2 separate regions of the Mus musculus genome follow, and region 2 is linked to region 1. A link is a loop called in an ENCODE intact Hi-C map of the cell type or tissue named here. Cell type or tissue: left cerebral cortex. All regions are shown on one strand. Links, peaks and the distances in the headings refer to the core of each region. The heading gives the core; the rest is flanking DNA.

Region 1 (5,377 bases), core at 296-5,295:
TACAATGCCCTCTAGAGACTCACTCGGGAGTGTTGACCCAGATGATGTCCAGGTGGCAGAAGTAGACACACTCCTTGTCCATCAAGGAAGAACAGGAACAGCGCTTGGACCTGCGGGGTCTCCAGGGTGTGCTGGGAGGGGGGCTCTGCACTCCATTCTCAGCTCCGGTGCTGAGTTCGGCTCCCAAGACAGCTGTGAAGAGAAGAGAGGGTCAGATTGGTAGTAATATCTTTCTTCAGGCGTCCAGAGCAAGCACCTGCACCCTAGTATTCAGGTCAGATCTAGCAGCGCAAATAGAAGCAGACAAGGCATAAAACTGCCTTTAGCCAGAAACACAAACAGAAAGAAAAGAGCTTCCTTTGTTCTCCGTGCCTAACAGGACTTCACCCTTACCCTGGCTGGCTTATCCACCTGCAGGGAGATCACACACACACACACACACACACACACACAGAGAGAGAGAGAGAGAGAGAGAGAGAGAGAGAGAGAGAGAGAGAGAGAGAGAGAGGAAAGGACTCCCCAGCCTTCTGAAGCCGCTTTGAAGTAGATACTGTCTGGTGGAATTTTGAGGGAGTCCATACCTGAGACATAGAATGGCACAACTCCCATAGATTAAACTGACAGGTGGCCACCAGCAAATAATATAGACTGCCTATTCCTGGCTATGGAGACATGTTCCCTACTCAGGATAAACTCTTTAGGGGTTTCCACCCCATTCCAGCGTGTGTAGGGGCACAGACCAGTCTAGGTGGCATATGGGTGCCTTTTTATAATAGACAGAAAGCAAAAACTTTCAGAAAATGCCTGGACACCGAAAAGAAACTAACTTTACAATATTCACTTCAGGTGGGAGACAAGTTGCCACTGACGGAAGAGAAGGTACAGCTGCTCAGGGAACCCAGGGAAAGTACCCCGTGGGTTCAGAATTCAGAATCTTTGGGCAGCACAGCTTGCTGTGGGACTTGACACCTCCCTCTGGCCCAACACAGCATCGCCGCGCAGTTTATCTGCTCGATTTTGTTCATTCCAAACGATCAGACACATTCCAGGGCTTTCACCCTTTTGACATCCTTTCTCTTTGCTTAGGGTCATGAAAAGACAAAAAGAGGGCACTGACCCTCAAAAAACAGGATGGGAGGAGAAAAGAACCAGCTGTGGCCCGTACTGTCTAATTCCTTAATCAGGCAGGAATGATCCCGGCTCCCCTCCCAGGACAGGTGAATACAACTGCAATAGAGCTCACAGTGTTTGAAGATGCCAAAAACCTGCCAAATGAAACCTTAAGTCAATAGTGACAAATTTTAAAGAAAGCATGTGCTTCGCCCTGAAACCGCCTGCGGGGTTATTCAGCGCATGGTTGATCGGCAGGTGATTTCCCTGCTCACGGTGTGCCTGCATGACCCGAATAAAATTCCTTGGCTTTAAGTTGGAGTGTTTCAATATTTTACACATTAGCGCACTATCAAGACAACGTTTGAATAAGCCCCTAAATGAACCGTGCAACCCTAAACACACTTATTTCAAAATAGATTTTTGCTTCAGCTGTACTGCTACAACGTTATTTTGAAGCTATGCGATACTCGGTTGTAGTCAGTTGTATTCAAACAGGGGTTTTATTTCTTTCGCTTCACACAGAAGTTAATTAATTGTAAGGCACTTGCTGCTGGAGCTTCAGTAATTAAAAAAATAAATAAAAAGGAAAGAATGAAAGAAAAGAAAGAAAGAAAAGTGGAAAACAGAAGCGATAACTGCGCTGCGCTGAAGTAGAAAGATTCGCAAGTGGCGCCTACCTGTTTCTGGAGCTCCTTGGAAAGTCACGAACAGCAGAGAGAAGATCACGGGAAAATAATCCATTCTGCAAAGGGGTCAGAAGAGTGGGGAAAAAGGAAAAAAAGAAAACTCGGTTGCAAATGGAACTCAATGCAAAACGAAGAGGACGGTGTCTGGTCGCTCTGATCGCCTCTGGGTTTTTTTGTTTTTTGTTTTTTGTTTTTTTTTTAGATCTCAGCGCGGTCCTCAGCAAGTGGCCCTTCCACTGGGGCGAAAGCGTCGCGGGCAGCCGGGAGGCAGCGCGCAAGGACAGCGGAGCAGACCGGGTCAGGCTCTCAGCGCCGGTGCAGGAACGCTTCTGACTCGGACAGTTCTCCGCCGCCTTTTTATATTGAACCCCTATAGAGTGGGGGTAAACAGCTCTGACTTTATTCCAGCCCTAAACAATGTTATTGTGTGATTAGTCACCCACAGGCAACGTGCAGCCAGAGATAAGACCCGGCTCTAGAGGAAATCACGGCTAACTTCAGAGGCAGACGCCCGCCGTCTGACAATCCAGGGGCAGGGCTAAGAAAAAGAAAACACCCACTAGACAGAGACCGCTGCAGAACCTGCAGAGAGCAGCAGCCCGCTTCCCCTTTTGCTAGCTGCCAGCCCCAGAGTTCAAGAATCAAGAGTTTCTCCAGAAGCAAAGTCACCCCATTGGAATGAAAAGTATGAAGTACAATTAAATAGATTGTATTGTGCGCGCGCAGGGGGGTGGGGTGGAGGTGGGGCTGATCATTGTTCACTTGATTTTCCTTTTATGTCTTTCTGATCAAACAAGGGGACGATCCCCACTCTTCGCTCTTGAATCCCAGCTACTGGGGCGGGCGGGGAACCAGATTAGTTTGGAAGATCACCCTACTTTTCCACCACCACCCCTTCCACCAAGTCTTTTCTAAACTAAAGTACTTCGCATTTGAGGTGAGAAAGATTCCGTCAGGAGTTAGCAAGGAAGGAAAACTAAATAATAATGATAACAACAACAATGTGGTTTTGTCAGGTACATCCTTATCTCCCTAGTATCGCCGATCAGAAGTACACGTACACACACACACACACACACACACACACACACACACACACACACTCGCCCTCCAATATTTCTTGTGCCCAGCCTCTCCCTGGGAATTGCTGCTATCGCGAAGGATCTTGAGAAATGGCAGAGACGACCGCCAGGGGGAGATGGAGAGCTGCAGGGGCTTATGCTTTAATAAGATAAAACAACTAAAGCCTCGGCTTCTAAATGATTAGTAACAAGCTGTGGCCAGGCAGAGAAGGGGCGCCTCACATACTAAAGAGAGGTGGCTTCAGGGCATTCCATTATTCCCTTCCCCGACTTTCCAGAGTCTCCTCCACATCACTTTGCTTCTTTACTCGGGCAAACCTGCGGTCTGTGCTTGATTAGAAAGCTACAAGGGGGGTGTGGGGAGGGAAGGACTGCCGATGCTGAATATGTGCATCAGATCATACCTCACCCTTTAATAACGTGTTTACATTTTCCAAACAGTTTCCTGTCTATTTTACCATGAAAGACTCCCTCCCCCAGGTGTCCATGGGTTATTAAGGCACAAGTGACAACATGTCTTCATGAATAAAGCAAAACACACAGAAAACACGTTGGCTTTTTTCAACAAGCTCCCGGAATGCCCATAAGCTGGAAACAACACACAGGATCCACGCAGAGTGGTTTCCCTAGGATGCTACCACAAAGGTCCCTTCTTCATCCCGTCTTGTTTGACTTCAGTTTTCCCTGGGAGTAGAGGCCAAAATAGACTCAATCCAGTCCATGCAACCATTTATTTCTTCACCTCTACAATCAAAAGGCAGACTTGATAGCAATACCCACGCTGTGGACAGAGACATGCTTAGGCCTAGTGACCTCTCTGGGAATCTCAGTAGGGGAGACACAGCAGCAGCAGCAGCAGCAGCAGCAGCAGCTTTAGGTCACTAAGAACTCTGTCCCTTAGGAGACTCTGGACTAAGAGCTGGAGACATTGAAGAAGCAGGAACCAGCATCCCTCCCACACCCACACCCGAGGCCCAGGGCCACTGGTAAGCCTCTGCCTCTGCTTTGCTTACCTCAGCCCAACCCCTGAGGGTGGGGGCCAGGAGGTGACAACTGCCCCTAGACCTGGGCCCCAACAGGAAGCCAGCTCATCCCACCCCAGCTCCTCAGGGGACCTGGAGGAGAGGAGAGCTGATGTCACCGGAAGGTCCAAAGCCCAAGTTTCCCACCAGCAAGAGAAAGGTGAGTGGGAAAACAAGTACTCCCCTCCCCCCCACACCCCTTTCTGACCTCCTGGCCAATTTGGCCAAACACTGGCAACTGTCAGGACCAACCTGTCCTCAGCTCCACCCCGGAAATGCCCAACCCAGTTCTGGAAGGCATCCCCAGTGTCTAGCCTGAGCCATCATCCTTCAGCTGAGGGACCTCTGCAGATAGCGATGGCCACAGCATCAGGGAGAGAAGGAAAGCAAAGGAGAACTGTCCAGGTGTTTTTCTACTACCCACTCCCTTCTTGTGTACCTGTGCCACTCTGAACATACACTCAGAAGTAAAATGCAAACCTCGGCAGCCATCCACTCTGAGCTTCTTCTAAAGCTCCGTGATAGCAAACCCCAAATAAAAACAAGATCTTAGCCCTGGGAGGGTCCCATCTTTCCAGGTATAATCCTACCTTTTATGTTTTATCCTGAATTCTCTAGGCCTCTGTGTATATATGTATTGTGTACATGCATGGGCACCTATGCCTCCTTTTTTATGTAGGCTCTGCCTCCTGCCCATCTCTCCACATCTGTCCCTTACAGCTGCCCCCTAACTCCCTTGTCTTCCCATGAAAGGAAGGAAGAACCCTCATTCAAGCCCAGAGAAGGAAGCTCTAGGCTACTTTGGGCAGCTTCACCAGATACAATTTTTGCCAAGTAGCAGGGGGAGGAGAGAGGAGGGCAGCAAACCAGTTTGACAAGCTGGATGGCCCTACCCACCTCCACTTAAGGTATTACTATTAGAGAGGCTAAAGACTCTAAAGGGCTAAACATGTAAGGAAGTTTTATAACTACAGGGGATGGGGGATAGAAGGTGCCTTCCCTGAGTCCATCCCACTTCTCAAAACAGTTCCCAGGGAAATGCTCTTTGCAGCCCATCACCCTGAACAGTGGCAAGGAAAATGGTTTTTCCCTGCCACACAACAGCTCCCAGCTGGCCTTACTGTTCCTGCTTAAGATGTACCCTTGAAATGCGGGGAAACTGCCTGATAAAGTTGTTTTTATGTTTTTCTTTTCTGTATCTTTGGCTGCATATTAATAGATAGCTATAAATAAAACACCCTGAGCCTCAAATACAGAGACTACACAGTAGCAGAGTGTACTGTTTTTAGCACTCCTCGACTTTGGTCTCTCTCAGCTTTTGCGTAACAAAACTTGCAACTTTGCCAAGCCAATAAATTTGGAGTGAGATTTTGCTCAGGGAAGAGAAGAGTTGCCGTGTGGTTGCTGGACACGAGTGGCAATTAGCTTGTTTGTGGGCAAGGCGAAGCTATGCAGACACTAAGCCTGCTTTAAG
Region 2 (5,377 bases), core at 182-5,181, 240 kb before region 1:
GCCCTTCTGGTTCCAGACCCCTGGGTCATTCCTAAAACATGGAACAACAATGAGTTTTTCTGCCTACTTCATTGTTGTCTCAAAAATATTTCCCCATTTGCACAGGTGTGTTTTACAAAAAGGTGAATGTAATGTGAATCATATTTCTGTCCCAGGCCAATATTTTATGGACGCTTATTGAAATTCTTCAGAACAAAAAAACTGGCCTCACCTGCAAATCTAGTTTGAAATCAGATTTTTTTTCCTTTAAAAATGAGTTATCTGTGTCCATCTCCTTGAAAAGGTGAGCCCTAGCAAATGTGTGGGAAAGATTTACCTGCCTCCTAGATTACAGATGTCTGCCACCACATCTGGCTTTATATATAAAAAAAAATTGTTTTCATTTTAAACTCTGTGTATGTGTGTTAACTGTCTTTATTCTCTCTCTCTCTCTCTCTCTCTCTCTCTCTCTCTCTCTCTCTCTCTCTCTCTCCATATATGTGTGTGTGTGTGTATTGTTATGGTTATGTGCACATAAGGGTGGATGTGGTGCCTTGGAAGCTAGAGGCATAATACTTCCCCACCTTGCTCCTGAAGATGGAGGTCATGGGCCATTGTGAGCCACCTGATATGGCAAATTCAGGTCCCCTAAAAGAAGAGCAATACTCACTCTTAGCTGAAGAACTAACTCTCTAGTCCCCACATCTGGCTTTTTGCTGGATTCTAGAAAGCAAACTCAGGATATTAGTTTGGAAAGCAAGTACTTTACCAACCGAGCCATGTCCCTAGCACTGAAGCATCTTGGTACAGGACTCAATATGTGCTGAGATTCACCTGTGTATGATCTTGTGATATGCTAAATCTCCTCTTACTACAGACCAAGGTAAACAAGTTGTGCAACTAGCACAGTTGACATGAGTTAAGGAGAAAGCCAGAGAATCACTACCCCAAATTAGTAACCAGAGGTGATGTGTTTTCATAGGCAAATATCTGATATATGGGGCTAACAACGGAGCTTTGGCAGTAGACTTAACATAGCCAAGCTTGTGAAAACACAAGTAAGCCAAACCACACCACTACATACTAGGAATTTTTGGAAACATAGTGGAACATTCCAAGATAAAATATTAGGTCATTTCAGGGCTTGAGGTGGGGCATTCAGAGCTCAGTCAGTTCTCAAATGGTTGTTGTTGATGATGTTTTCTGGAGATCTACCATGTGTACTTGGGTAGTAGGAAGAACAACGGATGACTCTTCAGGACTTGTTAAGTATTTTTTTTTCCATCCAAGTACTTATTGAGTGCCTACTAATTACATGGCCCTATGGTGATGAATCCTGGGTTGTAATGGGAAAAAATAGACAATGTCCTGCATGCATCAATCTGTAACCATTGTTCTGCTCTGCTGGATAGTTTGGATTGAGTAATTTTTCTCTTCTTGCTCTTGGCCTCTAATTTTGTTAGAAGAAACCATCTAATTCCAAGCGTCTTTAGACTCAGGGTGTCTGTGATCTAGAATTGGAGAATGGGTACTTCTTTGTGAATGGGAAAGAACTGCAATGTCCAGAATTTCTGAAGTCTTAGTGTAGTGAACCAATATGAAGGGAACCTGAGGAATTTGAATGCAGCATTTCCACAGGTATGACAGTGTATGAGTTTGGGGACCTTTTTGTGTGAATGGAGATAAAGGCTTGGGGTCATAGGTATATCCCCCATGTTTTCCCTCCTCCCTGTCTTTCTCCTAGTGGCACATGAATTCTGAGCTTCAAAGACCTTCCAGAATGATAGTTACACTCCTAACCATATGTTTTTGGTGTTCAACAAGTCTCAGGACTGCACAACTTATGCCATTTAGTAATTCATATTGCTCCTTTTTGAGATATTTCACTGGGTAAAGAAAAGGGAAGCTACTGTGCTTCCTCTCTAGTTAGAAGCTCATCATGTATGCTTCTTTGGAATCAGTCCATAGCTGTGCTTCAGTGACCTGGAGTATGAGGTGGATAATAAACTCCAAATGGTTTTCTACTGTTTTTGTTGGTGGTGGTGGTGTGTGTATGTGTGTATGTGCACACATGTGTGTACACTATGTGTGTATATGTGTACATATGTGTATATAGATGTGTGTGTATGTGTGCATGTTGTTAGGAACACAAGCTTAAAATGTTTCACCAAGTTTCTGTGCATATTGAATCAAGTTGTTCTGAATTTCCATGTTCTCAGGGTCAGCCTGGGTTCATCCATTAATACAAGGAACACAAATATATTCTCAGTGCCATCACTGACTTGATATTGAAAGAATGAAACCCCTACAGACACAGGACCTACCCAAAAGATAGCACTCCCCCACATCACCACATCTCCTTCCTGGACTCATTTGCAATTTGCAGCTTGCTCAGGAATTGCACCGCCAGTCCCTGAGGCTCTGGACATCTGTTTCCTTACCACTCATTTCATGTTCCTTTTCATTTCCCCAAGCTCCTTCTTGCAAAGCATCCGCCTTGACACCAGGGAGCAGAGTCGAATGTGGTTATTTTTAATTCTTGCACAGCTCTGTGCAAACTTCTTTAAATTGGGACAAATATTTAATTTTTTTTCAGAGATTCACCAGAGACTTATTACATAGCCTAAAAAGAGCATCTGTGTAGAAAAAAAACATGATGTGGTATGTTTGTGTCTCTTATGAATCCAGGAGAATGAGTCAGTACCGCAAAACCGTTAATGAAAGCAGTGGCTCATTAGAAAGTGGTTACTCTAGACTGGAGTGTCTGGGAGATAATTTTGGCTCTTGCCCGTTGGTTTGCAATGCTTTGTTTTAGATAGGAGCTCGGCTCTATGAGAATAAAATAGTCAAAGACATTTGGTAATGGAGAAAATGGTCCAAGTTCAGGTAATGGTTTCTCAGCTATTTTAATGGGAGTCCTAACCTGCCTGTTGTTGTTTTGTTTTGTTATGGTAACGAAAGAGATCCTGAAGGACTGGCCTTACTTTCCAACTGGATTTGGAAGACAGATAGATGCCCTGTATTTACTGCAGTTGGTGCTACATTTAAACTGTTTGTAACTAGCTAGCAAGCAAGAAGACAGGGAAACTAAGGCACAAAATAATATGGACAACGATCTGTCCATACACTGAGTGACCGGCACCCTAAGAAACAGGTCCAAGCTACTTGACTCATCACCTGGAGCACCCAATCTCACTAATGTGGAGTGGACTAGGAAAGGGACACACCTGGGTTCAAATCCCAGCTGTCACTTGGATATAAGGTGGCCTTAGTAAAGGACTTCCCTGAGCTTCTGTATTCTTCTAGGTAAAAGTATGGTAATAAAACCCATCTCAGACAGGTGCTGTGAGGCTAATAAAGCGATATCCCATTAATTCCATGTGTGGAGTGGATCTGAGAGCTTAATAAATGATTGGCATTTATCATCATATCTCCTCCATCAGTTACTTTTCTTAATGGTTTCCACTGTAAAATAAACACCCAAAGAAACCCTGAGCATTGCTATTGGAGTGGCTTAACAGTACTACATATATGAATGACAAAGGCAGAGCACTGGCATAGGGCAAGAACCTGGCTGCTAAGCATGGGACCAAGACTCAGCCACACTAAATGCACTGAGAAACCTGACCAATGCAGATGCGGATGCTCAAAGACATCCATCAGACTGAATGAACATGGGGACCCCAATGGAAGAGTTAGGGGAAGGACTGAAGAAGCTGAAGGGTATTTCAGCCCCATAGGAGGAACAACAATATGAACCAACCAGTATCCCCCCCCCCCAAGAGCTCCCAGGGACTAAACCACCAACCAAAGATTTCACATGGACGGACCCGTGGCTCCAGCTGCATATGCAGCAGAGGATGGCCTTGTTGGGCATCAATGGGAGGAGAGGCTGTTGGTCCTGTGGAGGTTTGATGCCCCAGCATAGGGAGATGCTGGAGCAGTGAGGGGAAGTGGGTAGGGGAGCATCCTCATAGAGGCAGGGGCAATGGGGGATGGGATAGGGGGTTTGCAGAGAGGAAACAGGGAAGGGGGGACAACAATTGAAGTGTAACTAAAAAAATAACCAATAATAAAAAATAATAATTAAATCAGTCTTTCCTCGGTCCCCCATTCCCTCTTTCTTTCTCTATCTTCACACATCCTCCTCCCTCCTTTGCCTTCTGAGTGCTTTCCATTTTAAAGTTAAAACCTGGTTCCGGTCATTACTTATTGCTCATGTCAGATTATGGAATTTAATTGTTCTTTTTTTATATCATGCATTACTTTCATATGTAGCATTCACATTTTTACTTTTTAAAAACCTTTCTTCAGCTTCTCCTCTTCATTTCCTATGAACCTGTAAAATAAGTGTGTCTTCTACTGATGAGGTCAAGGCTTTGGGACAGTCATATCCTAGAGAGGTATTTGTCGCCATTTTCTGACATATTAATTTTCTTAGCAATCTATGCTCTGAGATTTCAACTTATATTTATTAAGCCCAATAGATGTCACATTCTTAAACAACATCTCCTTGGCAATCCTCTCATGGGACAAAGGAGAAGAAACACTTCTCCCCATGGCCAGGAAGTTTTAGATTATTCTCTAACCCCAGGGAGCTATGTTGAGCTCGTCAGTAGAGGACTGGAGATGCCCATAAGGGTGAACACACATAGTTCACATCCTCTCTCGGAATGCATTCACATCCTCTGTTCTCGAATGCATTGTCTTCTTGGCTATTGGAGAATATATTAGGCATGCTCTAGAATTTATACCCAGGGACTGAGGGTCTGGCTCTGTGGTTAGAAACCAATTTCTATGCAAGCAGGAGGTTTAAAACCAGGCTGAGTTGGATGTGTCTATAATCCCAGAGTTGTGGATCAGAAACAGGCAGACCTCAGAGCCTTGGTGGCTTACCAGCAGAGTTGAAAGGAAAGCTTCGAGTTTAGTGAGATACTGTCTCTCTGCCTGTACATAGAGGACTGTCTTTCTCATATCTTCCTCTGGCCTCTATAGAAATATATGCCAATACACTCACACATATGTACCAAACATACATTTACCAAACAGACCACATGACACAGGGAAGTTATATACAACAAGAGTGCAAAGGGCTTTGTTTTTTTGTTTATTTTTTATGTTTGAAATAAATATAGTTTACTAGTAAGGATAAGCAATAAGCCAAATGAAATGTTGGGGATTGGATCTGGTGCTGCTTTGTATTCAGATGCAAAATTCTGTATCCCAAGATCTGGCTGCCCCAAGACATGCGACCCCCCCCCTCCTCCCACACACACACACGAGCTTTTGTTGTGCAAACCTTGCTCCACAATTTGAAACTATTAGTTAAATAAAGGCAGCTATGGCCAATTACTGGAGGGAATAGAGGTAGGTGGGGTGTGCAGGTAGGGACCACGAG

The links. A loop is a pair of places that touch in the nucleus more often than their neighbours do. Peaks named below come from ENCODE experiments on the same cell type or tissue, not always from the same donor. Only the 100,000 strongest peaks of a DNase experiment are listed, where the experiment ranks them.
Region 2: it touches region 1 in a loop (2.3-fold over the local background); 1 of 42 quality-filtered maps calls a loop at or near these places.

The regions. Positions count from the first base shown.
Region 1 is chr13:42,298,372-42,303,748 of GRCm38, reverse strand. It overlaps Edn1 (endothelin 1), which reads right to left and starts at 2,273. Exons shown (of 5, transcript NM_010104.4): 1 at 1,791-2,273; 2 at 24-192. The coding sequence starts at 1,854. In left cerebral cortex, for the core only: CTCF peaks have their summits at 979 and 2,999 (motif pointing right); DNase peaks (open chromatin) are centred at 1,526, 2,310, 2,989, 5,210 and 2 more places; H3K4me3 peaks cover 2,224 bases; H3K27ac peaks cover 228 bases.
Region 2 is chr13:42,534,027-42,539,403 of GRCm38, reverse strand. No RefSeq gene overlaps it. Among named protein-coding and RNA genes, the nearest start is that of Gm32833, 130 kb to the right of the region's middle. In left cerebral cortex, for the core only: a CTCF peak has its summit at 2,495; DNase peaks (open chromatin) are centred at 2,397 and 2,671; H3K27ac peaks cover 311 bases.